7 separate regions of the Mus musculus genome follow, and regions 2, 3, 4, 5, 6 and 7 are each linked to region 1. The links are chromatin loops, found by intact Hi-C in ENCODE. Cell type or tissue: heart. All regions are shown on one strand.

Region 1 (4,000 bases):
TTCAGGCCTCTGGTTTGCCAGTCTGATAGTTCACCCCTCAGTGGCCAGTGGGGCCTGCTATGATGAGTCTCTAATGGTGGCAAAGGAACCATCCTGTTTAGGCCACCTACATTGTGCAAAAATAGGGAAGAATACTTATTTATATGCATATGATCTTTATATATACTTATATCAAGGTAATCTATATATCTATATATCATCTCTATCATGTCATTTACAACCGCTCTACCTATTCCTATATATACACCATCAGTATCTATATTATCTATACCTATACCTCTTTAGCCTTTACAACAACACACCTAGGAGGGAAGTGGTATGTTAATGTGTTAAAATAAAATGGCAAAAGCTTAGTCCAATGAATTAATCTCTTAAACTTTTTATTGTGTGTATTCTGCATGTCCCTCCCTGAGATAAGCTGGCAGGGATGGGGGTGGGTGGGGGTGAGGGAGGAGAGCTGTGCTGTGGTCCCCGCCCTCACTGAACAGGGAGGAAATCAAACATCTTACTTCGTAACCAGACTATAAAATTATGAGAGGTGTTTATATGTGTTCTGAACAAAAACTGTAAGGGATTATGAAGTTCAAGACACATAAGGAAGGAACATGCCCCTTTCTGCGGGGTCCTCTGAGGGGCCTGTTTGGAGGATCTAACCTCTGAGCAGGCAGTTAAAGGACAGAAAACTTGCTGAAGGTTATAGAGATAATCAGGCAGAATTGAGATTCAAACTCAGGCCCGCCAGAGCCTATTCAGGTTCTATTCGAGTTGTCCCACTATACACATTTGAAACAACACTGAATCCAACCTTGGACTCTCTGCCACTTGCTACGATCTCCCCTGGGGTTATGGACTGAGAGCGGGTGTGAATTGGTGGCGGTGAGCCTGCAGCTTCCCTGTGGTGTGCACATCCCTCCTATTTTCTTCAAGGTTCTGTCTGGACTGCACTGGGGCACTGGCTGTATGGTGTCCACCGTTTCTTCTAATTGGGGAAGAAGCCAATTCCAAATACCTGGGAGAAGTTAAGTAAGGAGCTGAGGCCAGAGCTCAGAAACCTCTCCTACCTAGCCCTGTCCAGCCTCCCTCTCACCACTCTGCTCTGCTCCGTGCTGCCTGCTTCAGTCTAATGCTGTCTTGGAGAATGGCAGTCTGCCCTCAGAACTCCCTGACCTACACAGGGAGCCTTGGGAGGGTTGTTGGACTCCGCCCAGAACATTCCCATGTGTTTCCACCCGGTTGCTGTGCTCTTGGTGAGGTACCCTGCTGGACATGGCCACCCAGAGCTGAAATTTCAGCCAGGCACAGGGATGGGGATGGCCTAGTGTAGAAGCAGAAGCAAGAGATGTGTTGTTTCCCCCCTCTGTCTGCTGGTAGAAGGGCAGGGATTAGAGGTGTTGATGACTCTTTAAAAGTTCCACTGTACCCACTCCAAACCCCAGCCTGAGTGCAAAGGAAACTGCTTTCTTCTGCCTGAATTTTTGCCATCAAGCAGCGTTGCCTCTGCCTCAGTGCTCTCGATGAAATGCAGACCTTCTGGGGAGAAGGCGAGCTACAAAGTGCCGGCCACCTTGGCGTGAAGGAGGTTATTGTATCTTAAGTAGAGGAAAATAGGGATAGCAGCTTCCTTTGGTTCCAATTCTTCAGCATCCCCTTTGCAAAAAGCAACAGTACGTTATAGACACTAGGGGGCGCAAGTAGGCCAACAATGGCGCCTGTTACTTTTTACAGCTCTGAGAAACAAAGTTGGCATTATCGCTGTTTTCTTTTTCTTAAGAATCGGAGTTCTCTGAGATGGTATGAGTGAAAGCATTGGCTGCTTTGCTTCCCAGGACGTCCGTAGCCCTCAGAAAATGCAATGAAGAAATATTCAGAATGAAACATGGAAAGCGGATGGATACCCAAGAGATTTCATCAACGGTCTTCGGCACTGCTCTTGGCTGTTTTTAGTATGACAGTTTGTTAAACGTTTCTGAGAGCTAAAGTTCAAATGGGAACAGTGGAAAGGAACTGATTTGTCAAAATGCCTAGCAGTGCCCCTAATGTCACCAAAGTGGGGATGCAAATGTGCATATTTCTGAGTATAGAGAGTAAGCCCACTTGAAGAAAGGAGAAAAAGAAGTCTCCCTCACAGCCAAACACATATCTTACGTACCGTTCAGATGGCTGTTCTTACTGAATAAATCTTACTTAGCAACCTTCCACCAGAGCAAATAATAAATCACTCCCCAAAGCTCCAGGCATCGGGTTCTATCTGGGCAGTAAAACTCTGCAAATGCCCTGACAGCGTTTTGTGAAATCATAATTGCTTAGGGAAAGTGATTCTGGATATCTTAAAACGTACAGAATTAAAGCGAAGCTGTTCCTTTGAGGAAAATTACCCTAATGCTGCGTGCAGTATTCTTTATGTGAATCCTAGATTATAATCCACAGATCCCCATCGTTTCTGGGAAGAGTATATAACCATGCCTAGGTTTTATAGTCACTCCTGTGACCATCGGGGCAGAGGTGCTTCGTTATTTGTATAGTTAGTTTTAAGTGTGTTTATTTATCAGCATTCTCTGGAGAGCCACACCTCAAAACATGTAGTATCTAGCTATCCTTAAAGAAGGGCTGAGTTCTGGGCCCCCAGTTCATGTGTTAAAGTCTTAACATCTCCCCCTGTACCTCAGAATGTGCTTGCTCTCCATGGCTTGATCAGCTTGTTTTCTTATGGCACCCAGGATCACCAGCCAGGGGAGGCACCACCCACAATAGACCGGGCCCATTCTCATCAGTCACTAATAAAGAAAACACCCTACAGATTTGCCTACAGGCCAATCTTATGGAAGCATTTTCTCAGTTGGAGTCTTTCTTCTCAAATGACTCTAGCTTGTGTCAAGGTGACATAAAACTAGCCAGTACGGGACAGGTCATTAGGATGGCCTTGGGTCCAAAGGGAATGGTGTCTTTATAAGAGGAAAATACCAGTCAGACATAGTGGGACTCTGTGAGGACACAGAGGGAGGTAGTGTTGTCTACAAAGGGAGTTCCAGGATACGCAGAGAAACCCTGTCTCGGAAAACAAAACAGAACAAGGCATGCTTCCGCATACTGAAGCAGAGCTCAGAGTTTGGACCATTTTAAGATGAGTAACTTTTTCTTGGTTATTCAAGGCAGGGTTTCACTGTGTAGCCCTGGCTGTCCCAGAACTCTGTAGACCAAGCTGGCCTCGAACTCACAGAGATCAGTCTGCCTCCATCTCCCGAATGCTGGAATTATTAGGTGTGTGTCACCACTACCCAGCTTACAACCAGTAATTTTAAAGTAGAATTATTCAAGACGAAGTCTTTATAGGAACTACCATTATTGGCCTATTACCCACCCCTATTTGCATTGCACATAAGCTTAGTGGGCTGTGCCTGAGGTGACTTGTCTGCATCAATTTCTCCTTCTTGGGAAGTGGGATGTTGCTAAGTGTGGTCCTTCCTGTCCTAGCCCAGCACATCACAGGCACTCACCTCCAAGCCTTACAGAGGTCAGCGAAGCCACCCGCATCTTTGTCTTGTTTTCACCCACCCAACAGCAGGGCATTGTTCCCCAGCTCAGTGATGGAAGGAGCCCTCATTGCCGCCTTACAAGCTGGAGAAGGTCCAACAGTGTTATATCAAATACCCCAGGGGTGGGTGTGGAGCTAAGTGCCTAACCACATGAAAGCGCCGGCCTCAGCTCTCATTTGAGGAGGTTTTCATGTAGTTTTAATCTGGCTGCCTTCTATCACCAGATTTACTCACTGGATAAGAACTTGAATGAGAAGTCAGGAGGTGGGGGTCAGGCCTAGTCTGAGTCATGGTCACCATCTGGAATCGTGGCTTCTTCCTGTAAATGGTAGGTGCCCTTGCGGTCTTCCTTACAGTGCTAACATCCTCTATGGTAATTGATATTTCAGGCCAGTGGGCAAGGGCTAGGCTTCAATGACTTTGTGAAACATTGCTGCCTTGGCCTGGCAGTCTGGTGCCTAGTGTCA
Region 2 (4,000 bases), 1.7 Mb after region 1:
AAAATTAAATTAAAATTAACAGGATGATTAAAAACCTTCTAGTTTTGGTGTTACAAATGTCATCAAGACAATATTTTGGTAGGCATACATTGTTCCACGTTTTAAATCATTGCCTTAGAAAAGATCTCCCTCAGATGCACACTTCTTTAATAAGTGAACATAATTCTGTTCCAAAAATAAATGGAAAATAAAACACTGTGAAACCCTCGCTGTTGATTAAAGTGAACACGTACCCAATTCATGTGCACTTCTATTGTCATCACTAAAAAAATTTTCATTTTTGCTCTGGTGTGCCTGAGTGTGCTTTTCTTCAAGGTAAACATGCAGAGATGATGAAGTTAGTCCAGACTGTCTCACTCTGCCTTAGGTATCAATGACATTTCAATCTAGAAAAATGGTACTTTTGATGAGAGTGTTTACATTTATAACACTTTCAGAGAATATTACAAATAGTCAAATAAGTGGAAACAGAGCTTGCCTATTAAGAGGGCCGTGCTTTCAGTTAAATCTGAATGGTGCTTCTATTAGCTAATAGTCCCAGATGATTTCATGGTGCTGATGTAGAATATGATGAAGTGGATAAATTAGACGATGTATTTTTATCTAGCACAGCTTTGGAATTTGAACAAGGAATTCACATTTTTCAACTGTGCTGGCTATCTGCTCAGGAAGCTTGCCGAGAGAAAAAACACCTCTACCATGTCAGCCTCACAGCATCTTTTAAGTGAGCATTGTTCGGGGGTGTCTCACTACAGAGCACTAACTTTGAAAATTCAGGCTGCAGTCGTGGTTCTGATTTTTTAATTCAGTTCACAGTGATGTAAATTTGTTTTTAGCCATTCTTTATTTTGAGAAAAATATATATAATTAAAATTTCTATTTTTTTTTTCAGCCAACTTTATCAAGAGTTCATCTGGTCTGCTTAACTTGATTTGTTTTCAGGAAACACTGCCCGATTCAGTCCAAGTGTGCATGAATTAGTGAACACTTTCTTGGATTTTAGATTGCTAAAGTGCATTTCTCATTTGCTCTAGTCAAATTTATTATTGCTCTTCAGTAGCAGAGCATCCTTTGTTTCCCAACTCTATTCCTTTCAGTGAAACCTATTTCCTTTGTGGAATTGAGAAAACAAAAGGTGAGCATTCTCAAGGAAATACTGGATAGGACAGTCTAACAAAGTGCACTGTACCATATTGGCAGTGAAAAGCCTTGCTTATTTAGTAGTCGGCTAGTTTGGTGGTTAAATAATGCTCTTATTTTGGCATTTATTGTATATTTGTTCTAAATAAACATAATTTATGAATATTTTAACACATGCGTACTCAGTGGGGTGGGTTCTCACACTGATATAAATAGAATTAATGAGCAGTCAGCTGCCACATACCATGACATATGACCCGGCAGCAAGAGCTCAGAAGTGGTTCTCATGGCTTCAGAAAACTTTGCCCTTAGTTTAACTTCTTGAAACTACGTCTTATTCTCCCCTCATCGTGACAGAATCCAGGTTTTGCTAGAAGAGTCTAGTCAGATGTTGAGACAACCATTTGTCTTGCCTTCTTTAAAGCAAAACAAAAACACATGGAGGGCTTAGCTCCACTCAGCTCAACTTTGGGACTAGAGTCACAGAAAGATGAATATTTTATATATTTCTACATGAATTGTCTCTTATTCCCATTTTTGTGACAATTAACATGATTATGCCAGTTGCTACAGATCTTTACAAAGAAAAAAGAAAACTTCCAAGTGTTTCTACATTTTAAAACAGATCTGACAGCCCCTTGAGTGGGGAAAACAGGAAAACAGAGAACACATCATTTTAGCCAGTTACCTACTCTCCTTGAAAACAAAGCAACAAGCTGTTCAGCAAGCCTAAGAAGATTTTATTTTTTAAGGAATAAGCCCAGCAGTAGAAAGCCACCCCATCAAGGAGTAGGCGTGGAAATTAACACTGGGATGCAGAATCTTCAAATTAACAGGATTTAATTTGACAAAGAATTATTGTTGTGAAGATGCAAAGTAGAATTTAAGAGTCACCTTTCTTCGATTTTTTACGGCTTTATTATAGGCAAAGCAGAAAAATAAGGCGAGCATGTGCACCGTGATGCCCAGATGATCTGGCAGGACCGCAGTCTTGGCAAGAGACTCGGGCTGTGCTGTTTATGCACACAGATGGAGGGCGCAGCCTTTATTCCTCTTCTCATTCCAAAGGGGATGTTTGAGGCCCCTCTACTCCCACCCCCACATTTGCAAACACACACTCTCTCTAAACGAAAGCTGTGTCCTAAAAGGGCAAGTCCGGTATGCTTTAAGGAAGTGAGAAAAAAACAGGACACCATTCATTCTCCTGACCACCTCTTAGAGGAGGACTTCTCACTGACTGAGGAGGCTGGGGCCGGATGAGTTTCCCCAGAGTTGCTCCCCTGGGGAATCCCCTTTCCACTGCAAAGTAAATGGGCACCACCTAGTGCTCTTTCCAGGCAAAGGCTGTGAGTCTTGGTCTGGATACAAGTGGGCGCTTGGGATCGCTGGCCTTTACAAAGGTAAAATAAAAGGAGGCAGCTGTCTTCAAACCTTTTACCTTCTAAGGATGGGTCGAGAGGGAGGGGCAGTAAGGAGGAGGAGGAGAGAAGGAGACGTAAGGGGGAGGGGGAAGAATAAGAGTCTTAATGAAAGCAATGCTTCCAAATAAGGAATTTTCTTAGGGCTGGTCTTTGTTAATAGTTTCCTCTTATCTTTTTTTTTTTCAGTTCCCCCCCCCCCGCCCACCCTTGTTTATTTAAAGACAGGGCTTCACTTCCTAGCTCTGGTTGACCTGGAATTTCTTAAATAGATGAGAACTCTCAGAGATCCCCCTGCTTCTGCCTCTACCTTAGCGTGCTAGGATTAAAGGTATGCACCACCAAGCCTAGCTTCCCTGATCTTCTGCTTTTAAAATCATCCCAAATCTGAGAAATAAAGTCTTTATTTCCCCATATGCTAATTTCCCCCTCACCTTGCTCTGTTTCTCTTATGGTTAAGCAGAGAACATTTCTAAAACTCATTCACTATAAAACAAAGGAGGTTCTAGTAGCAATGTGCCCTTGGCAGCCAAAATCCATTCTAACAAGGAGTCTCTCTGGAGTTTTCCTAACACAACAAATCGCACTTATGAAAAATGATGCGTAGCACAGACTCTTTCGAAGCACAATAAGATCAAGTTAACCACTCATGCCTCTAGGAAAAAGATCTAAGAGGCTTTATCCGATTGGCAAAATGGACCTGGATATCAGCTCAAGGATTGAGGACACTTTGATAAAATTTCAAAGCAATGAAGTCCGATTATCTGAATGATTGCTTAACCCCTTTAAAATATAACTTGGGGAAGAACAAGATTTTTTTTTTTGAACTCATGGTCTGTCAGAGAATAGAAAGAGCTACTTTATACTGTTTGCTTTTTCTATAGCGTTTTGCTTAGAAATATTCTTAGCACTACTGCTTTTACAGAGTAATGATAATCATTTCTTTGTTGCTAAAAGTAGGTAATTCTTCAATAAAATAGAAATCTTACTGTACAGCAATGTGGGAAGAAATCCTGGGGAAAATACCACAGAGAATCAAAGAGACCGATGCCTACTGCTGCTCTGGAGCCAGTGACTGGGGCATTAAAAAAAAAAAAATCAGACAGAAAACAGGTTGTACAGAGGTGAATTAACATGACTAAAGCTTCTCTTGATGAAAAACCAAGAATCTATGCAGAGAAACCTGGAAGAGGGTAAAGAAAATGCAGTCCAAGTTTCCAAACACTTTCTACTGACTAGATAGAACAAAATTACTTTGACAGGTTTTCATACCTTCACTTTAACGTAAAAATTTTACAAGTCCAAAATGTTCCTATCTTTAGCCATTTTGCCGTAATTTAGGATATTAGACAAATGATTTACTTGACATGTTTTTGAAATTACAGAAGAAGAAAATTCGAGAAAAGGAGGGGAAAAGTCCTCCATCGAATTCTTCGTGTCAC
Region 3 (4,000 bases), 1.9 Mb after region 1:
AAAACTGTTTGGAAAAAGAGAAACACAATCACTAATTAGAATCTGTTTCTTCTTCTGAACGAGCTGTTGAACTGTTAAGTTTTTTCTTCAAGTTGCTGTTTTTAAAAGCTGCTTTCAAAAGGAACAGTAAACACAGTTCATATCCCTTTCAATAGGTGTAAAGAGAGCCTGTGAATTTCCACTAAGACAATGATAATGACACCAGACAGGCACCCAGGCCATTCTGAGTGCCAATTACTTAACAGCCATTGATTTGTAGAAGCCTACTGGGAGAGGCAGAAATTATATCTTCTTTGCAAAGAAGAAGTTGGAGTCAGCAAGGTCAGGGACTTACCCAAGTTCACCTTCATTGAGCAAGAGAAAGGGCTGAAGGGCCAAGCCCCAAGTGGTCCTCCATGTGGCACTCTATGTGGAAAAACCATTGTTTTCTGAGTCATATCGAAGTTCTGAGCCTCTTACAAGTCCTCTGCCCCACTACTAGTAATTCAACAAAGATACTTGGAAAATGTGATTTTAAAACGTTGAATTCTCCAGTAAATTAAATTCAAACTCCGTTTTATCCATTCCCCCCTGCCCCCCACCTCCTGAAACTTGTAGAAAGTAACTCTGTAAGGAATTGGGATCCAGCTCTTTGAACTTTAACTACTCCCAGGACCATGATCAGCAGGACAAAGGGGAAAAAACATGCTCAGCAAAGGAAGAAAATTGGTCAGTTTTCTCTAGGCCTGCTAGCTTTCCTTAGTATTCAAGGAAGGCAGGTTCTATATACACAGAAAAGTGAGGGCATTGTTTTGAAACTGTTTCAAGTCTAGCAGTTGAAACCCGGAGATCTCTGTTACCAAAGATAATGTAGGTGCGACTAATACTTTCCGAGGTACCTGGGCTTTATGCATGAATTGAGCATGCTCTGATGGCTTGGACTCAATCCCTGTGACCAGCAACAGTCAACAAAAGACAAAGGGAAGCAATTTAACCAAGGTTAACCCATGGAATCCTTTGCTTGGCAACGAGACGATTCCTTTGTTGGATTGGTCATTCTGCCATTAGCTTTTCTGTAAACCCCTTCAGTCTGGCTGTGACCTTGTAACTGACCTCTCCTCTCACCACGGCCTTCACAAGTAACTCATCCGAAGGCTTAATGGGAGGCAGAAAAATCTAGAGCCCTCCTCAGGAGCTCCAAAAACGTAGTTCCACCAGACTCACTCCATTTGCAACGTGATGGTCCCAGGGGCATCCTTGTTTTTCTAAAATATTTTCCTTTTATTTATATAAACTTGAAAATGTTTACAACAATTCCCAAACCTGTTTCATGATTTTCCCTGGATTGCCACACTGAAAACATTTTCCATACACCTTCAAAGACTGGACTAAAAAAAAAATTTTTTTTTTATCTTAATTTGACTTTTCTTTCACATTACTAGGGAGTGGAACCAGTTTCCATAATTAGAGGAGGCATATTGACCCATCAATTACTCTGACTGTTGGTTCCATTAATGTGCATGTGAAAGGTGTTTTTCAAACTGCACCAAGTAAATGTGAGAATTTTTATCAGAGGCAAAATATTTACTACGTGACTAGTTATTGGATGAATTTTTAAAATAAAATAAAAGTTTCTTTTAAAAAATCTCCTTTTCAATTTTCAACTATCCACATACCCCAAAGGGGGAAAAAAATCAAAAGTCAAAAAAAAAATCATACTTTAATGGATTTTTTTTTGGATTTAACAAAGGTACTTGATCTTTCCAAAAATTTTCAAACATTCATACAATCTCCCAAAACAATTCTTATGATATATGTATATATTTGCATTTACACATGCATGCATGCGAGTGAACACACCTTCAGCTCGAGCAGCAACAGCGACCTCTAGTGTGTCTTTCTAACCTGCTCACTTTACGGCTTTTATTCCCCGTCTCTTTAACCTCCAGGAGACTGCTTAAGCTTTAATTTCCAGTTCACATTTGATCTAATTTCTGTATTGACTAAACCGAGAACGTGATCTTTGGGAGATCTTTTTTGGTTCTAATAAAGTAATAAAGCAGTTATGGCTTTATTAATTAGTGTCATGACAGTACCCAAAGTTGTACCTGCACAATGCCCCCCAACGGTGGGCTTTATTTGCACGATAAACTCACCTGGGGCCGAGGAACTCTTCCTGTTCTAAGCACAAGCATCCACTCTCCAGCATGCATGCTTGCTTTAGGAAGGTTCACGTCTCCTTGATGCTCTCCAGTGGGCCTCTTTATTAAAATTAAGCGAGAAAAGGGACTGAAGAACGGCTCAGCTGTTAAGCACACTCGCTATCCCTTCAAAGGGCCTGAGTCTGATTCCCATCACCCACGTGCTGGCTCACAACCTCTGTAACTCTAGTTCTAAGGAACCTGAATGACCTCTCTTGATCTCCGTGGGACCAGGCACACACATACTAAACAGCCACATAAACAGGGAAAATATGCACACGAGACAAAAAAATACATTTGTTAAAATTAAGGGAAAATTGAAGACTCTGTCTAAGGGCCAAGACATTTTTTTTTTTAATGTTTTAGGGGTTTACCCTAGCTAGATGTACACTGCTGTAAGGAGAGTCTACAGGAACAAAGTTGTATGATGTTGACAGTTTGTATCAGCAATTCTACTCCAGGTTTCTCTTTTCAGTGTATAACAGCAATCTAATTTTCTATGGGCTCGGTCTTGGGACACAGGGCTTGGATGACCATAGTAAAATAGTCCATAGGCTTTTCCACGTCCCTCCTTTTTTTTTTTTTTTTTTTTTGAGCAAGTATTTCCTGTCTCCTTTTAGACAGAGTTCAAAGTAAAACATCCCCTCTCATCCGGTCAGACTGCATCGGATTCCCATTGGCCTTGTCTGTTTGTGGTCTGTCTGACAGAGGCAAGCTGAAAGGGGTTTTCTGTCTGCCCTATGGCAAACACTTTTAGGATGTGTGGGAAAGAGGCAGAAAAGATTTTTTTTTTAAAGTAAATGTTTCCTGTAAGTGAGGAAGATTTTCAAATTGTAGCTGCTAGAAAAGATCCTGCAGGACAGATAGGGAGATGTGAAAGGCCGAACATGACTGTCTCCTGGGATGGAGCTGGGCTTACTGGCAAGCAAGAAGCTGCATGTGGAAAACATGCTCCAATCTGTGTAAGTAAGCATGGCAGAAAAATGAGCATCATTTCAGGGTAAAAAAATAAACAAAACCTGTTGAATCAGAGCCCTGGGGAATCAGGCAGAAAGATGGATGTAGGTATGTGGTTATAGGCATGAGTAAATCTGCTTGCAATGCAGCAGCTGTGAAATACATAATAGACATTGTGTACTTACATTTTCTTGTACTTTATTGTGTATGTCTCTCTTGCCATTGTCTTATTGCCCATGAGAGTGTGTGTCTCAGTGGCAATTCTGAGATGACACCTATCAAAAGAGAGAAGAAAGAACAGAATCAGAAAATTGGTGAACCCCATAGGAGACCATTAATTAGGGTTGCATTTAGGTCAATAAAATATTTCAGAGTTAGGCCCATGGAGTTCTGCTTGATCAACCTGCTCATTTGCAAATGAATAAGGCCTGCCTGGAGTGTCCAGTGTCCTGGAGCAGAGCTGATATTCAGCTGGGGTACATAGCATATGTTCTAATTCGGTTAGTGTGATGGTTGCGTGGTCTGTGATTCTTGGCTGCTTTTGAATATCGATCCAATGTTTGGTCATCAAGTCACTAGTTTGTGCTCATCATCTGTTTTCTGAGTTCCCAGACCAATTATCACATCCAAAATCTGTAATTTGGCACCAAAATACTCTTCTGCCTCCTTTCTTTCTGCCTTTCTGCCATTGCCTGCTTCCTGCCTGCCTGCTTTCTTCTTTCTTCTCTTTTTGAGACAGTTTCTCACTATATATAGCCCAGTCTGGCCAAGAACTTACTCTCCAGACAAGGATGGTCTCCATTTCACAGAGATCCACCTGCCTCTGCCTCTGCCTCCCTAGTACTGAGATTTATGGTATGAAC
Region 4 (4,000 bases), 940 kb after region 1:
AAAACATAGAAATACCTTCAACTCACAGATGCCCACGAAACAGCACCAATAGCAGTCAAATAGAAAACGGTCAAAATGATCTAGAGTATTCTGTGAGGCTCAGAATTCTTTATGGGAAACATGAAAAACAGTGAGTGAGTGGTGAGATAAAAAAGAAGACAGGGAAAAAGAAGAGAGGGAGTCAGGCTAAAGAAACGGAAAAAAAAAACAAAAAACAAGGCAAACAGAGAAGGCGAGCATAATGAAAAGAAGAAAAATAGATAAAGACCCTAAATATAGGGGGTTTCTAAAACAAAATTAGATAAATATAAGATAAAATAAGCAACAAAAATGAGACATTTTTTTCTTTTTTTTAAAAGAAAACATATCCCTCCCCAATATAGTATAATAATATAGTATAATACGATAGAAAGAAATGGCAGTGTTAAAAATAGAAAAAAAGATAAAATTTTATTTATTTATTTTAAAAATATTTATCTTTAACTTTTTCCTTTTTTACAGTTCCGTCATTATCCACCTCCAGGTTGGCCCTCCTACAGCTCCTCATCCCATTCCTCCTTTTCATTGTCTCCAAGAGGATATCCCCACCCCACCCATACTCACCCCAACCCCACTCAACCCCACCCCTCTTCACCCCACCAGGCCTCCTCACTCCCTGGGGCCTCAAGTCTTTCAAGGGTTAGGTGCATCTTCTCTCGCTGAGGCCAGACATGGCAGTCTTCTGCTGTATATGTGTCAGGGACCTCCTACCAGCTAGTGTATGCTGCTTGGTTGATGGCTCAGTGTGTGAGAGATCCTGGGGATTAGGCTTAGTTGAGACTGCTGGTATTCCTGTGGGGCCATCCTCCTCCTCAACTTCTTCCAGCCTTTCTCTCATGCAACCACAGGGGTCCCCGACTTCAGTCCATTGGTTGTAAGTATCTGTCTCAGTCAGCTGCTTGTTGTGCCTCTTGGAGGATAGCCATGCTGGGCTCCTGTGTATAAGCATAGCATAGCATCAGTAATAGTGTCAGGCTTTGGAGTCTCCCCTTGAGATGGATCCCAAGTTGGACTGGTCACTAGAATGCCTTTCCTTCAGGCTCTTCTGCATTTTTGTCCCTGAAGTTCTTTTAGACAGGAATAATTGTGGGTCAGAGTTTTTGACTGTAGGACGGCAACCCCATCCCTCCACTTGATGCTTTATTTTTCTGCTGTAGGTAGACTGTACAAGTTCCCTCTCCCCACTGTTGAGAATTTCATCTAAGTTTCTCCCTTTGAGTTCTGAGGGACTCTCAACTCCCAGGTCTCATCACCTCCCACCACCTGAGGTTGTTTATTTCTATTCATTCTGCTGGCCCTTGGGGATTCCGGGTTCCCCCAATACCTGATCATGTTCCCCTTTTCTCTCTCCTTTCCCTCTCCCACCCAGGCCCTTCCTTCCCTTTGCTTCCCTCCTCCCATGCCTTGATTGCTTTCTTCTTTCTCCTAAGTGAGATTGAAGCATCTTCACTTGGGCCTTTGACTTGTTAACCTTCTTGAGTTCTGCGGATTGTGTCCTGGGTTTTCTGTACCTTTTTTTTTTTTTTTTTTTTTTTTTTTGCTAATGTTCACTTATTCATGAATACATACCATGCCTGTCCTTTGGGATCTGAGTTACCTCACTCAGGATGATATTTTCTAGTTCCATCCATTTGCCTGCAAAACTCAGGATGTTCTTGTTCTTAATAGCTGAGTAGTATTCCATTGTGTAAATGAACCACACTTTCTGTATTCATTCTTCCGTTGTCAGACATCTGGATTGTTTTTAGATTCTGGCTATCCCAACTAAGGCAACTATGAACATAGAGGCCAGAAAGGTGAATCAAAGTTTAAAGGTTTCTGTTGCTAAACCTGATGACCTAATGAACTATGACCTTCAATACATGGGTACACACATACACACACACACACTAAAATTAGCATAAATGAAATTAAATGAACGTATAGAGAATAAAAAAGATAAAAGCATCAGCTCCTTTAAATATAATAACAAGAAAATATTATATAGAGAAAATATAAAGAATAAGAGAAGATATCCATGGAATGAGAAAAAGGCAGAAGTGGGTGGAGTAGTTTCTCCTGAGACCTTGAGAATTGAAGACCCTTAATTATATGTATGAGGTGGATAGTGCCAGCTGAACTTTTTTGTCTTCCCTATGGTTGTTGATGGTGTTGAGCATGTATTGGAAAAGTATCCAATGTCCTCCAGATCTATCTTCACTTCTGTTGCTTCTTTTCTTTGCATACCAGGGGCCTCTGCTGGCCACACTTAGCTTTGCAGTCTGTGTCCTGGACAGGCTCTTACACCCTTACAGTGCTTCCTCCCTCCATGATCTCTATCCAAGAACACTGTAACTACTTGCTTTCTTCTAAGTATCCTGGGAGTGGGGACAACAACCACAGCTCCGTGTGGAGGACTTGGACTTTCCAAATTCCACAAGTACTTTTCCTCCTGGAGGAATGAAACTGTAAAACCAAGCAGTTCTTAAAGTACCAGGGCTTTATAGTGGACAGCAGTGAAGACAGGTGGCTTCAAGCCTGAACCACTCATTGACCCCAGGCTCAGGGCTACCAAGTTCCAGAGTTATTCTCAGCAGAAAAGTTGTATCTCCCAGGGATGCCCCTCCCTCTCTTTCTCTTCGACCTCTCCCTTCATCCCTCCCCTCCTTCTCCCCTTCCCTCTCCCTCCACAAAGTAGTAGGCATCTTAATATGTTTTAGATAGATTTTCTCCCCTGAAGCCTTTCTCACCACTCACTTTCCTTCCTATCACACATTTCCATCACTCACTCCAGTCTCCTGCCTGCTTTCATATTTTTGCATCTCTCAACCAGGACCTATGACATCTTAAATTCAAGTTTCTTGGTTTATGTCTTCATTTACCGAACCAAGAGGATCTCAGTTTTAAGCCATAGATTTTTGCTCATGACAGTGCCTGGCCCCTCACAGCCCCAGATTGTACAGGGCAACAAAATGAGATTCCTTTCCATTGCTTAACTCTTTTCCAGAGGAGTCAGTGACCATCAAAACTTGCAATAGGGTTTGTGACCTGTCTAGCTTGTTTTGCACCTAGGACTCGGTCACTTCTTGCCAGAGCTACCTGGCATACCTTTCTGATGATCCTTCTGTTTTTCTTGCCACACCAAGGAGCTCCACATCTGGACCTGTGCTCAGTCTGTCTAGATCCTCGGTGAGTATATCCATTGTTTCCCAGGGTCTTTTTGGCTGTCTGTAAGCACCAGCAAACATTTCCAAAGCTCTTCTTTGTCTCTTTGGAATAGAATGTATTCCTACTACCTGGCCCAGATTTTCCCTAGTCAGGTTACAGAGAGGCAGCTTCTACCTAGAAATTTGGCTTATTCATTTGCATGTATACTTTATATAAAAACAAGCATGTTGTAATCTGCCTACAGTAAAACCTGTTGGATACACTGGTGAGTTGGTTAGGTATAGCCACTCATGGTTATCCGTGTGATCACATCACAGTACAAAGACCATTTCTAGTATCAGAGATTTCATGATTCCCCCTTCTAGTCACCCATCTCAGCTTTATCATCAACATAACACTGACCTCTGGCACCCAAAACCAAAGACCAGTTTTGTCTGTCTTTACACTTCGTAAGACTGGGAACACACTGTGTGCATATCCATCACATCATTATATATAGCTTCTGTTTTTGAATCAGGATGATAACCTGAAACTTTATGTTTATTGTGCAACAGTAATGTGTGCATCTGAGAGGCAGTGATTTTATAGATCATTTACTCATCAGGACTCAGGCACAGATATGAGCTATGTTTCTGAATGAGAAGCTCAGGATCCCAGGCTAAAGTGCTGTGGGCTGAGACTACATTGCAGATGACCATCCGGCTTTCTCCTGCTTTAGGGTCAAAGTTGTGATTAGTTCCAGTGTGGGTTTTTTTTTTTTCCTGTCTCTGTGTATCAACAGGAAGCCCTGCGCTTGACAACATCTAGGCCATCA
Region 5 (4,000 bases), 230 kb after region 1:
GGGTGGTAGGTCTGTGAACACGGAATACCTAGCATGGTACTCAGCGTTAGTCTCAGGCCGGGCTCTTGAGTTTCTCTTTCTAATGGCTTTACATGCTTCTATTTACTGTGCCCATTCACTCATTCATTTACTCACTCACCCACATCCATCCATCCATCCATCCATCCATCCATCCATCCATCCATCCATCCAAGGAGAGGCACTGGGGTTTTGGACCCAAAGGTCTAAGATCTATTGCTGGTTTTTCTTACTGGATACTTTGGAGAAATTACATAACCTTGAAATTAAAAACAAAAAAAAGGTTGAGAAACCTGCTTTTTAATTTCTTTGGAATTTGTGGGATATGGTGGGCTCAGGACAATCTTGGGTGTTGGTCCTCAATTTCCACATCATTTGAGACAGGGTCTCTCTTGTTTACTGCTGCAAATACTGGGTGGCTGGCCTGAGTTCCCAGGCATTTCCCTACTTCTGCCTCCAATCTCTGGTAGAGACAGGGTTACAAATTCATGCTGCTCCATCTGGCTTTTACATTTGTGTTAGGGATCTGACTTCAACTCCCTAGGCTTGTGAGACAAGCATCTTACCCACGGAGCCTCCTCTACAGTCCTGTGGGATTTCTAATGGTATAAAACAAGTCTCTTCTTAACATCACTGACATTTTGGGAGAGCTACTTGTCATGGGAGAGTCCTGTGTAGCAACATTGTGAGCTCTTCCATCAATGCTTGTAGCACCCCCTATCCTTCAGTGTGACAACTACATAGTGTATCCAGACAGTGACCAATGGGGAGGAAGGAGGACCTTAGAAATGGACTGTAGTTGGCACAGTAGTTGTCAGAGGTTTCACAAAAAGATAAAAAGCAATGTTCATGCTTTGAGAGGCATGGTGGCTGGTCAGAGGTCAGCCAAGCCAGTCTGGTCACAAAGGAGCCTTTAGCCCTGGGCTCCTAAGCCCACATTCTTGAGCCCTGGGCTCCTAAGTTTGTGCCTTGGGGCTCCCTTTTGAAATTGCTTCCAATATTTTAAGGAAGTGCTTTCAACTGTAGGATTTTGGATTTTTTAATGCTTTCTTTAAAAAAAAACACTGAAGTAAAACATTATTAAATATTAAACAATTCCCTTTTAGCCTCAAGATAAGTGTTCTTTTATGGCTGATTTTTTTATTATGGTAAAATCTACACAACATAACATTTGCCATTGTAACCATTTTTTTTTCCCTTCAGTGGCATTGGTATTGCATAACCATTAACACTGCCCATCTCCAGAACTTTTCACGGGCTCCAGTGAGAACCCTCAGCAATAACCAAATCTCCATTCCTCTGTCATAGTCCCCAGTGACACAACTGCACTTTGTCTGCATGCAAGTGGCTGTTCTCAGAAGCTCAGGCCAATGGGCTCTGACTGTATTCGTCTTTCTGGGTTTGATTTCAAGTCCCTTGCTGTGTTGGTTCTTATTTTTAAGATCCTCGTCTGAAGCTGAGGGTGTTATTTCTCACTCACTGCTGACAGTTGTTGTCTTCTTTGCTTCCTTTCCCCCATGATCTCTTTGTGGGGTGGGGTGTATGGTTAAAGTCAGAAAGTATGGGGGCTTGATGTCTCAGACTGGCAGAGGGAAAGTCCCTCCTCTGCTTTCTGCGTCCCCTCTAGGGCAGATGGAGGCTGTGTTCACCTAAGCTCTGAGTCGAACTGTCCCCCTTTATGGTTCTCTCAACCATCGCAGCCCCAAGCAAGTCCCTTCCTGCCAGAAGAAGATGGTGGAGTGATTGATTGATGGGCTTAGATATTCCTTGGGGCTCTTAATTTCTTTCTTCTTCTTCTTTTTTTTAATTGTGGTTTTCTATCATCTCATGCATGGTCTCCAAGGTCTTTTGTGGCGGAAGTCTCTTAAATATTTAAAGCAAATACATAAATGGAGGATTGTCTTTGGAACACCTGGCAGATTTATTTAGGTTTGAAGGATCTAAGTAGTTGAGATTTTTAGTGTCCCAAGAACCTGCAAATGCAGGTATCAAACATCTGTCAAAGTCGTCAGAATATCTGAGGACTTTGTTTCTAGTCTGTGTATCCCAGCAAGCTGGTCCTCACCCTTAGAACTGGGTGGCAGACCTTCCTCCCTCTGTGGCCCTTACTGCTTAGGGCAGGTTATATGCTGGCGGCTCTCATTAAGCCACAGGGAGGCAGTCTCAGCCCTGCTACTCATGGGTGAAATGTGCATATCCTGGCCCCAGGAAGAAGTGTTTGCAAGTCACAGGTGCCAGTAGTACAGGAACATTTGGTGCATGTAGTCTGCTCTGTGTGGTGGAGATGGGGCACATTGCCAGCTGGAAGAGTCAACAGACACCTTCCATCAGCCAAGGCTGTGGCTTTCATTCAGGGGTCATAAATGCTCCCAACCCTCAAGTCTTGAAAAAGAAAACTACAAGATTCCTGTGGCTCTCTCAGAAATCTAGATAAGGACTTCACACTTGCTAACATGCATGCCTTTCCACAGGTATATCCACATTGTAAAATCACACATAGAACTCAAGACTCAGCATCAGTGAGACTCAGCCCTAGTAGCCTACACCATCTCGCACAGAGCTTTGACAATACTACCCATAGATCCTGATCTACTTGGTTCAGAATGGGAGAACTTGGGCTAAATGGTTTCAATGGGTCATGACAGATGAGTTAATTTTTCTATTGCTGCGATAAGACACCATGATCAAGCCCAAAGAATGGAAGAAGTTTATTTGGACTCATGATCACAGAGGGCTAACAGTGTATCATGGAAGGGAGGCATGACAGCAGGCAGACATGGCAGCAGGAAGCTGAGACCTCACAAGGTAACAAATACATCAACTAGGAACTACGTGTTCAAATACCTGAGCTTATGGGTAGATGGGTGGATGTTCTTATTTAAACCATCTTACCTGGGCTCTGGAACCTCCTGTCTGAGGTTCTTGTTATACACTTTTATCTCATCCCAGAACCCCTTTGCCACAGACTTCTAAATCCGACATCACTGCCCTTACTTCAGGCAGGCTGGGGCCTGAGGCGCAGAGGCACAGAAGAAGTTAAATCATCCTCCTAAGGTCACCAGCTGGTAAGTGGTAGGCCCACGATGATCTCATGCTGCAGCTGCTGGACCGGGGAAGGATGATGACGTCGTTAGCTAGGTGACCCTCAGGTGAAGTATCTCCGTTCTCCTCAGATGTGGCTGCCAGGATCTCCTCTTATTCCCACCTAGGAAATGGGTGTCAAAGATGCTGAGACAGGATAGCAGAATGTTGGCTGTAGCCTCAAAGGTCCAGTGCTCTGCAGGGGCTGTACCTGTAAGCAGCCATAGCCGAATGAAAAATATCCATAGTCACTTCTGTGTCTATACAGAATGACGTCAAAAGGAAGATTTAAGGAATGGTGGAAGGCTTCGGATGAAGCCAACATGGAGTGACTTAGGAGGCTGTGGGACTCAGCCATTTTCTGCCAGCTCTTCCTTAGCTCACCAGTGGTTGCTTCTGAAGGCATCAGGCCAGGCCATGGGATCCACTTGTCTTTGGGGATCAGTGTACATCCCCAGTTGTTTTGCAAGCCATCGGGCTTAGCAGAATGCCAAGCATTTTTCCTATGGAAATATTCTGTGTGGTTCTGATTACTGCTCTCTCCTCTGCTGTCTTCCCAGGCTGCTTTTCATTTCCTGCTGTTGGCCTGCCTCTTTCTTCCTTGGCCCAGGTCAGTCTCCTTTTGTTCACTTAAGACGCTTTTCCAGGTGGCCCCAATTCTCTTGCTCTGCCCCATCTCTTCTTGGGGCTCTCTTCTCCAAGACCCCTGTTCAGTACTCCCTTTGCCTGTGGAGTCTGTGTGAATTGTCACGCCAAATGCTACTTTGTTTGAACCCTTAGCCATGACAGGAGGGCCAAGGGTCCTGAATAATACAGTCAGCTTCTGCCTTTAAGGGAGCTTTTGGTGGCAGTCATTCGTCTTGTTACTTTATTCTGCTGTTGATATGATTTGGGTTTGGAT
Region 6 (4,000 bases), 160 kb after region 1:
AGTTAGAATGGGGAGGAGCCTGGGTTGGAAGACCTGGGGTTGCTTCACAAATAAATGAGGTAAGAATGGTAAGAAGCAGAGAGCAACCAGCAAAACCAGTGGTAAGCTAGGGAATGCTGTTGCCTGCTTGTGGGGTGTACTGTGGATTCTTCAGTGGGTGCTCAGCTGCTGTCTTTATCTCTGGCCATAGGGCAAGCAGTCTAATTAATACAAGAACTTGCCCAGAGTGATGAAAGTCTCCGTGGGTCCTATCTCTGAGTCTATCTCAAACCATCTATGTAGTTTGAGGGAAGTGTACCTTTCTCCTGGCTTCTGATATCTCATCTCACTCTATCTCCCAAGGGTGTTTCCAGAGCCCTGGCATGTTTGTTTTGAAAGACGAAAGCCATTTTACCAGTGTAAATCATTACCTTCTGCATTCAGACTAGTTCTTTTTAAGCTTGCACCTTTTCTATTTCACCGTACATTTTGATTAGAGCTATTTTGCAGGCCATGAAAATGAATAATGAGTTTATTCGAGTTACTAGAACTGTGAAGATAGGGTCTAGAACTGATCTATACTTAACTAACTTTATCCAGGGTCGGTTCATCTAAATCGGGAGCATGGATTATTCCTAGGCTACAATATTCCCTGCCCCTCCTCTTCCTTTCCCATACTCATTCCTGTTCTCTCTTTTCATACTTGACTTGGACACCTCAGTTAGTATGCAAGGAAAATAGAATTAAAGGGAACTTAGAGTCACTTTTTATTATTGCTGGACAATTTGTTATAAAAGCTGAGAATGCAAGGCCAGAACACTGCTGCGGCTATGAAGGGCCCTGCAGGACAGCTGCTCACCATCACACTTCATGATCACTAGCATGAGCAGAAATTATCATTGTGCGATGGCTGCGCATGCAGATAGGCTAGTGGGGAGTTTTGATTGGTGGGATAGGAAATGACCTTTCATGGTACACTCACATGCACACGCCTATCACCTACCAGCAGTGCCAGCACAACAGACCCTTATACGACAAAACCAGGTTCATTCCCTGACTCTTGAGAATCTTGATTTGCGATTCTTATTGGACTGGACTCAAGATTTCAGAGTTTTGGCTTCTTTGTCTTTTTTCCCTTAGGATGTAGTCTTTGGAGAAAGTACAGAGGTTTATTTAAAGTGCTTATTTCAACTACAGCTTATCCAGGCATAGACTACTGAGGGCATAATAACTAGGTTTCCTTTACCAAGACTGTCACAATTGAGGAAATCCTTGAGTGGACACGTCTCCATAGCAATTGTTCAAATACAGAAACTTCCTGGTGAAATCCCTCCCGCTAAGGCAAGGAGCTCTTAACTGCCCCCATCTGTTTTCCTGGGGACCCCTTGATCCCCCCATTCCTCACAGCCATCTCTTATCTTCTGTTCTGGAAAGGAAGGAAACTGATCTTGGGGAGGCGTGTTCTTGCGCATCCCATCCCCCACCCACTCTAATATGACTCTATGTAGATATTAGGGGACCTGTTTTTGGTTCTGTCACTTGGAATTTCTCCATTAATGGAGTCTCTGAAGACATCTTAGGAATGAATAATATCTTTCATCTCATTGGAATATGTATGGGATTCCCATCAAACCTGTCCTCGTGTGACTCCGAGTAGACAGGCGGCGAGGTTTCCTCTTTCAAGTCTCTGTCAAGAATAAACACTTAGTTCTCAGTAGTGCCAGATGAAAACCTGATAGTGGACGCTTTGCTCTGAAAGCAGAATGTGGCCCAGCTGTTCTGTGGTTTATGAATTTTTTAGCAAGGCTGGGGTTGGCAGCGAAGCCAGCGTTGGCTGAGTTGGGGCGTACGCTGGGGGTTTGATTACTTCAAGCAGGGGACGGAGAAACTTGGCGGTGCTTTCTGGGTTTCCCCGGGGAGGTTTTGTTCAAAGCCAAGCTCAGAAAATGGAAAATAAAAGAAGCCAACTGAGTTCAGAAGCTTGAGGCTAGACCAGTCCCATACCAAGCCTGTTCTATACCCGCTGAGAATTAGACCAATCGCAGCAGCAATAGTACTGTAAATTCTGTGGACTCAGAGTTGATCTGAGGCCAGTTCAAGACTGGGCTCCTGTTGTGTCTGGCTGCTCTGAACCTGTCCTCAAAGGGCAGTCCCTCTGGGGCCCTGCTTGGCAGAGGTGATTTTCTATGTGAGTCCTCATTGATTTTGCTTGGACCCAGTGGGAAATGACAGTTGACAGAAAGTAGCATTACCCAGAACGTCTTTAGCTCAAGCATTTTCTTCTCTCCACATCACCTCCTTCCCATGCTTCTGAGGGCCAGAGGTTGACTCTCTAAACATTGTTTCAATTTCTTCAGTCTAGTGGTTTCCCATTGGGGCAAAGGAAAAATACTCCCCCCCCCCCCCCCCCGACTCCCTGCTAGAGGCCAGAGGACACTTTCTGGTGCAGGGGAGCCAGGTTAGGAGTTTGGAATCTATAGAAATTCATTCCTTCAGGGATTCTGGCCCTGGGGAGCCAGAGAGATAGCTCAGTGGTTAGGCGTACTTGTTGCTCTTACCAAAGACCTGGGTTCAATTCCCATCACTCTTATGGTGAGTGATTCACAGTCACCCATAACTCCAGTGACCTTTGAGGGCACCAAGCATGCATGCATGTATATATACACATGCAGAAGAAATGCTAAACCAAAAAATAGGATATATAAACTTAAGAACAAAATTAAATTAAAAAAAAAATCTAAGCCCTTTTCCTCAGTCTAAAAATTTTAAAAATAAAATACCTTTCCCTTAATCTAGTGGTAAAGAGGGGAATGAAATGACCCCTTTGATTTTGTAGATATTGCAAATGGGCCACCCCATTAGATGACTGCCACTGAGTCTACCTGACTCAGCACCAGAGGTCTCCATTGTGATCTAGAATTCATTACAAAGTAAATGAATTAGGATATCAGGCTCAGATGGTGACTTTAAATCCACCCAGGTATATCCGAAGGTCAGCTTTGGTTACCGTGCTCTGGCACGTTGGTCTACACCTCTCCTATAAGTTAGGAATTACAGTCATTTTGTGCAGGGAGGTATAGGTGCCAGTTCTCAGCTCGAGTGGCTCTATGGCCTAGGTGGTCAGGAGAGCCTTGCTGAGGGGCTAATGTTTGAACTCAGCTATGAAGGAGTGAGGGGCAGTGTTGGAGGGGAAGAAGACTGGGGCATCGAGGCGAGGCTAGCTTCCGAAGGTCAGTGCATAGCAGAGGGAGGGAAGGCATAATGCCTGCTGTCTAGGTCTGATTTCACTGCCTTGGATACAATCACAGCCTTCCTTTTAGCTCTTCTTCAGTGGGGAGAAACTCCCATTTGGTTAAAAATAACCTGAATCTCATGATTATTTAGTGAATTGGCAGGAAATTAGACCTAAGTTTTAGTTTAATTAATCCAAGTAAGGTTTCACAGGTTCTGGCATTATAGCATTTATAAAGGCAAGACCAGAAATTGAGAAAGGGGGGAAATAGTGGTGTGGGTGGGGAAAGGGGCCTGTGGCCTCATATTTGTTTGTCTTTGACCTGTGCGTGAAAGAAGCCTGGGGCAGGAGCCCACGGCCAGGTCACAGTTATGCTTCTGAAGGTGGCCAGTGGCACCAAGGTGATCCAAATGCCATTGCTTTGTCCTATGCCTAATTAGGTAAGCAGGGCACTTGCAAGGAGATTATTTCATTTATTAGGTTGGAATGAAACCTGTGGGGATTGGGAAGATGTGATCTTAAATTAACATACTTCCCGAAGCACCTGCGATGTGGTGTTATCAGAATTCATTAAACAGCCTGAAATCGCAACACTGTCAGGCTGGCTTTACCAGATGCCCGAGAGCCAGCGAGCCAGCCTTATGTCTCCAAACACTGGAGCTGTGTCTGTCTCCGAGCTCCCCACATCCTGATGGATCTCACTGTGGAGCCTTTGAAGCTTCTGTGGATGCCGTGCGAAACTCTATGGGGATGCATATGAACAAGTAAACCAGTGTTGCTCAAATGTTA
Region 7 (4,000 bases), 740 kb after region 1:
TCCAGTTGCTTTCAAAGGTAAATGTTTGCAACTGCTGGCTGCGTCTGCACCAGCCAGTTCTCTTCCAGCACTTGGTAATTCCATTACCAGTGTGGACTATATCAGGCTTGAATTCACTTGTGATTATTTTCTGGGAAAAAAAATTCTAAGTTTTCCAGCTATTGCAAGTAGGATTTTTGTTTATTTTTAAAACTTGAGTTAAGTCGTTCATAAAATAGTAGCCATTTACTACCTGTGAGCTCAATTAAAGCTACCCCAGGTTTCAGACTCCCATGCAAGTCGTATCCATGCTTACTGTGTAGTCAGTGGCAGTCTGGATTCTCTGATAACCCTGATATTTAAAACCACTCTGACAGGGTGTCACTTCAAAACACACATTTGAAAAGCATTGCTAAAATACATTTACGTATCAATAAAATGTCTTACTCTCCCTCTTCCCTATTGTATATTCTTTAAAAGTAAATTTTGCTTTTTAAGTTATCGCTGGTAAGTTGGCATACACTCCTGGCTTGATTTCAGCAAAGCAGATCTACAGTTTGAAGAGTCCTTGCACCAAGGTTTTGTGGCTCTTTGACCAAGACCAACTCAATTTCTTCATTGTTGGAAAGGGTATCGAGCTTTTTAAATCACAAAATTATTTCTATATGGCCATATATTGAAGTATATTTCTATTACTTCAGAAACTAAATCAATGTCAGAGGTCAAAGTTGTTTTTTTTTTTTTCTATTCCAAAGCTTCCATAATGCTAGGGCTCCATGCATAGTTTTAAATCAAACAAAAACACATATAGTATTTTCAATATTTCAGAGAACAGAGACTGCCTCTGCTGTAAGAAGTGTCTAACTTTTATAAGACTTGCACCTCCCTGCTCTTCCTCCCCAGTAGCACTAAATATATGCTTCAGGAATCACTAAAGGAGTGTGCACAAAAATTTTCTCATAGCCAGTTTCATCTCTGATCTTCTAAAAGTGGCTTTCTTGGTTGCCAGATAATATTATATTTGGGTGCCAAGCGCTGATGTGCGCATCCTCCACTGTCCAGGTAGGTGTTACCTTTTAGCTCATCTCTCAAGCTAGTACACACTCAGAGTCAAGCAATCGCCTAGAGTGTCTTCTCAGAGAGGTTGAGCCTGTCACACCTTTTATGGCTTTTTCCACAGTGATCGTAAAAGAGGGTGGGTAGGAAGTGAGAATCCAGTATTTGAAATAATTAGTCTCGTGCTTTAACCAAGTAGCTTGGATGCATCTTTTGGGTTGAAAAACATAATTTGAGTATAATACCTTTACAGTGAGTCCCAAGACCTGTGGGTCTTTCTTGTCTGTTACTAGTATCAACTCTCATCCTACCCACCCCACCCCCAACACACACACACACACACACACACACACACACACACACACACACCTCTCCCCACCCCCACCTTCACTAAATACTGGACAGTGAAAAGTTTAAAGTAAACAAGGCTGCAGTTTTTCTATTGTCCAGTAGACGGCACAAAAGATCAAGCGTTTAAATAATGAACAATCCAGAGAGGTTTGGTTCTATTTTGATGCCAGTGGCCTGTTCTTTTAGAAAAGGCAGGCAGACAGCACTGGATCCACCGGTGAAGCAGAGAGAAAAAAAAAAAAAACAAAATTAACTTTGCAAAACTTTGAGATGGAGTCATACGAAAATATTTTTGTGTATCTGCTCAACAGATGCATTTCCTTCAGAAAATACATTAATGGTTATAAATGGAGAGACGTGTTATTATTGCAGGTTTTAGTAACTAAAAGCTACCTGTAGGGAAATTAAATAATTGAGAGATTTAAAGTTTTGAAAAAAATGAGGCACCTCAATTTTACTTAGTTTCTAGTGGGTAAAGTCTTTGCAACTTGGGCCTTCAAAATTTCATGTTAGAATTTGTATTATACTTCTATGTTCTTTAATATATTCAACACAAAGCTGAGGCTCAGACACTGACCATTGTGTTTTAAATGAAAATGTGTACACATGCATATGTAGTGTGCTGTAAAGGAGAGAAATGCTTTTGAAGTTTTGTGTGCAGTTTTGGGAGTGCTTTGGGTGCTAAAGCCACCAGGAGATAATAGTTAGGGCCTCTTTAGGGCAATCTATAGCTTTGCCTAATACTTATATTTTTTAAAAATCTCCATTTCTTTCCACTCTGCAGACCCTGTCGAGGTTTGGAGGAAGGCAAAGTGTAGGCTAATAACTCATTTCCCAGTTAATTTTATTAAGAATTTATAGCACTGTTTAGAAAGTTTTAAGACAACCATAAATTTTATTAGGAATATTTTATTAAACCCTCTATTTAATTAATAAAAGACCTCTATAAGTTCTGAAAATGTCAGAGCTGGTAATTATGTTAACCAGTGTAGTTTTCTCCTCTCTAGAGACCAAAGCATTTTAATGATTTGAAATAGAAAAGTAGTAAGGAAAGCAACCAGGCTCCCAACATTTATTTTTCCTGGACTTTTGTTAGGCAGCCAGTAGATAGTGAGTCAGGCATTTTCCCTGTGATGGTCAGAGAGCCGAATCTGACCTCTCATTGACTTGTGAACTGGACCCAGACAGTCTTTGTTTTTTGAAGCAAAATGTGGTAAACAATTCTCCCAGCCTTGTGGCCCGGATTGCTTTGGGACACTTGATTAACGTCCTTCCTAATCCTGCGCTTTAAAGCCTCTTTCCTATCACCTAACCAGGTTTCCCGCTGTAATAGCCATCTAAATAGTTTATTTCAGTTTCCTCACAGTCATCCATTAGCTTTAAATTCCTGGTAGTGTTCTCCTATCACACAAAGACTCTTATCGCCAGCATTCCTCCATTATCTCTACCAGATTTCAAATCCATTTTCTTTAAACTACCCTCATTTCTGTTTTTTTAAATGCAAATGTTAATGTGGGGGGGTATTTGGAGGGCAGAGAACTGATAATGTTTTTCTTGAAGTACAAATTCCAAGCCCCCACACTCCAGGAGAACCTCAAGAGCAACCACAACATTTTAACAGGCATCTTAAACTGAGGTGACAGATGATAAACACTTATCATTTTGTGAACACAGCTGCCAAACTCCATTGATTAACAGGACTTTATTTGTGTTGGGCTGGCAAACACACATACACACACACACACACACACACACACACACACACACACACACATTTTACCTTCAGAGGTGCCTCTTTAATTTTGAGAAATTTAGGTCTGACTCATCAGTGGGAACTTTTGAAACAAAAACCTAGTTCAGGATGTGAACTCTGCAGAGAGTTCCTCACAGGAGAACAAAAAGTTACAGGAATGTCTCTGAGACTACCAACAGCCAAGATGAACACTGCTTGCTTTAGAGGCCTCCCAACAGGGTAGGTGATAAACAATAGGGACCAGGAGCTCAGGCTGCCTCTTTCTTATCCCTGCATTCTATCTTTGGGAAGATACTGTGAGCCATGAAAGGAAAACAGAAAGGAGAAGGACTGCATCTTGAAGAGCAGCAACAGCGGCTAGAACACTAGTGTTCTGCAAAAGCCGGAATGCTACTGTCTTTTTAAAGGAAACATCTGAAATAAACTTAGGGTCAGGCACATCCAGAACAGCACACATACCACAGTAATTTATGTCACAGTAACTTTCTGAGATGCCGTGAACTGCCTCTGCACCTTTCCTTTTACTAGATGATTGATTAATTGCTGCCTTGCTAGAAGGGTTTTTTTTTGTTTTGTTTTTTGTTTTTTTGGGGTTTTTTTTTTTGGCTACTATCTTACAATTCTGTACATCTGTCATTTCTCTCAGCAAGCCCCAACTGTAATAACTGTTTGCTAATTGTAAAATCCTTATCCAGAATGAGGTTTGAGCAAACAATTCATACTACTGTAATTACATTGTAAAAGTGTTTTAGTTGCTCAATTGTTCAGAAGTAATCTATGAAGGCCTGCAAGTAGCACTAGGTTCAGGTACACATTCTTAAGTGGAAAGTTTTCAAAACCAAGAGAGCTTTATTTTAAACT

The links. A loop is a pair of places that touch in the nucleus more often than their neighbours do. Peaks named below come from ENCODE experiments on the same cell type or tissue, not always from the same donor. Only the 100,000 strongest peaks of a DNase experiment are listed, where the experiment ranks them.
Region 2: it touches region 1 in a loop (6-fold over the local background); 3 of 42 quality-filtered maps call a loop at or near these places.
Region 3: a loop joins it to region 1, with 12 times the contacts of the local background. A loop is called at or near these places in 5 of 42 quality-filtered maps.
Region 4: it touches region 1 in a loop (19-fold over the local background); 5 of 42 quality-filtered maps call a loop at or near these places.
Region 5: a loop joins it to region 1, with 4 times the contacts of the local background. A loop is called at or near these places in 6 of 42 quality-filtered maps.
Region 6: it touches region 1 in a loop (2.2-fold over the local background); 4 of 42 quality-filtered maps call a loop at or near these places.
Region 7: a loop joins it to region 1, with 6 times the contacts of the local background. A loop is called at or near these places in 18 of 42 quality-filtered maps.

The regions. Positions count from the first base shown.
Region 1 is chr11:19,758,940-19,762,939 of GRCm38, reverse strand. No RefSeq gene overlaps it. Among named protein-coding and RNA genes, the nearest start is that of Gm39602, 18 kb to the right of the region's middle. In heart, a CTCF peak has its summit at 1,680 (motif pointing right); no DNase peak of the experiment used is centred here; H3K4me3 peaks cover 292 bases; H3K27ac peaks cover 252 bases.
Region 2 is chr11:18,009,701-18,013,700 of GRCm38, reverse strand. No RefSeq gene overlaps it. Among named protein-coding and RNA genes, the nearest start is that of Gm31505, 12 kb to the right of the region's middle. In heart, a CTCF peak has its summit at 2,468 (motif pointing left); a DNase peak (open chromatin) is centred at 2,410; H3K4me3 peaks cover 724 bases; H3K27ac peaks cover 876 bases.
Region 3 is chr11:17,850,448-17,854,447 of GRCm38, reverse strand. No RefSeq gene overlaps it. Among named protein-coding and RNA genes, the nearest start is that of Etaa1, 100 kb to the left of the region's middle. In heart, a CTCF peak has its summit at 1,869; no DNase peak of the experiment used is centred here.
Region 4 is chr11:18,819,872-18,823,871 of GRCm38, reverse strand. It overlaps Gm31674 (a long non-coding RNA gene), which reads right to left. Exons shown (of 4, transcript XR_003949852.1): 4 at 899-974. Among named protein-coding and RNA genes, the nearest start is that of Gm23021, 19 kb to the right of the region's middle. In heart, a CTCF peak has its summit at 2,276 (motif pointing left); no DNase peak of the experiment used is centred here.
Region 5 is chr11:19,532,152-19,536,151 of GRCm38, reverse strand. No RefSeq gene overlaps it. Among named protein-coding and RNA genes, the nearest start is that of Gm39601, 85 kb to the left of the region's middle. In heart, CTCF peaks have their summits at 749 and 2,178; no DNase peak of the experiment used is centred here.
Region 6 is chr11:19,599,549-19,603,548 of GRCm38, reverse strand. No RefSeq gene overlaps it. Among named protein-coding and RNA genes, the nearest start is that of Gm39601, 17 kb to the left of the region's middle. In heart, no CTCF peak of the experiment used is centred here; DNase peaks (open chromatin) are centred at 888, 1,828 and 2,158.
Region 7 is chr11:19,022,141-19,026,140 of GRCm38, reverse strand. No RefSeq gene overlaps it. Among named protein-coding and RNA genes, the nearest start is that of Meis1, 5.2 kb to the right of the region's middle. In heart, a CTCF peak has its summit at 1,502 (motif pointing right); no DNase peak of the experiment used is centred here; H3K4me3 peaks cover 425 bases; H3K27ac peaks cover 2,512 bases.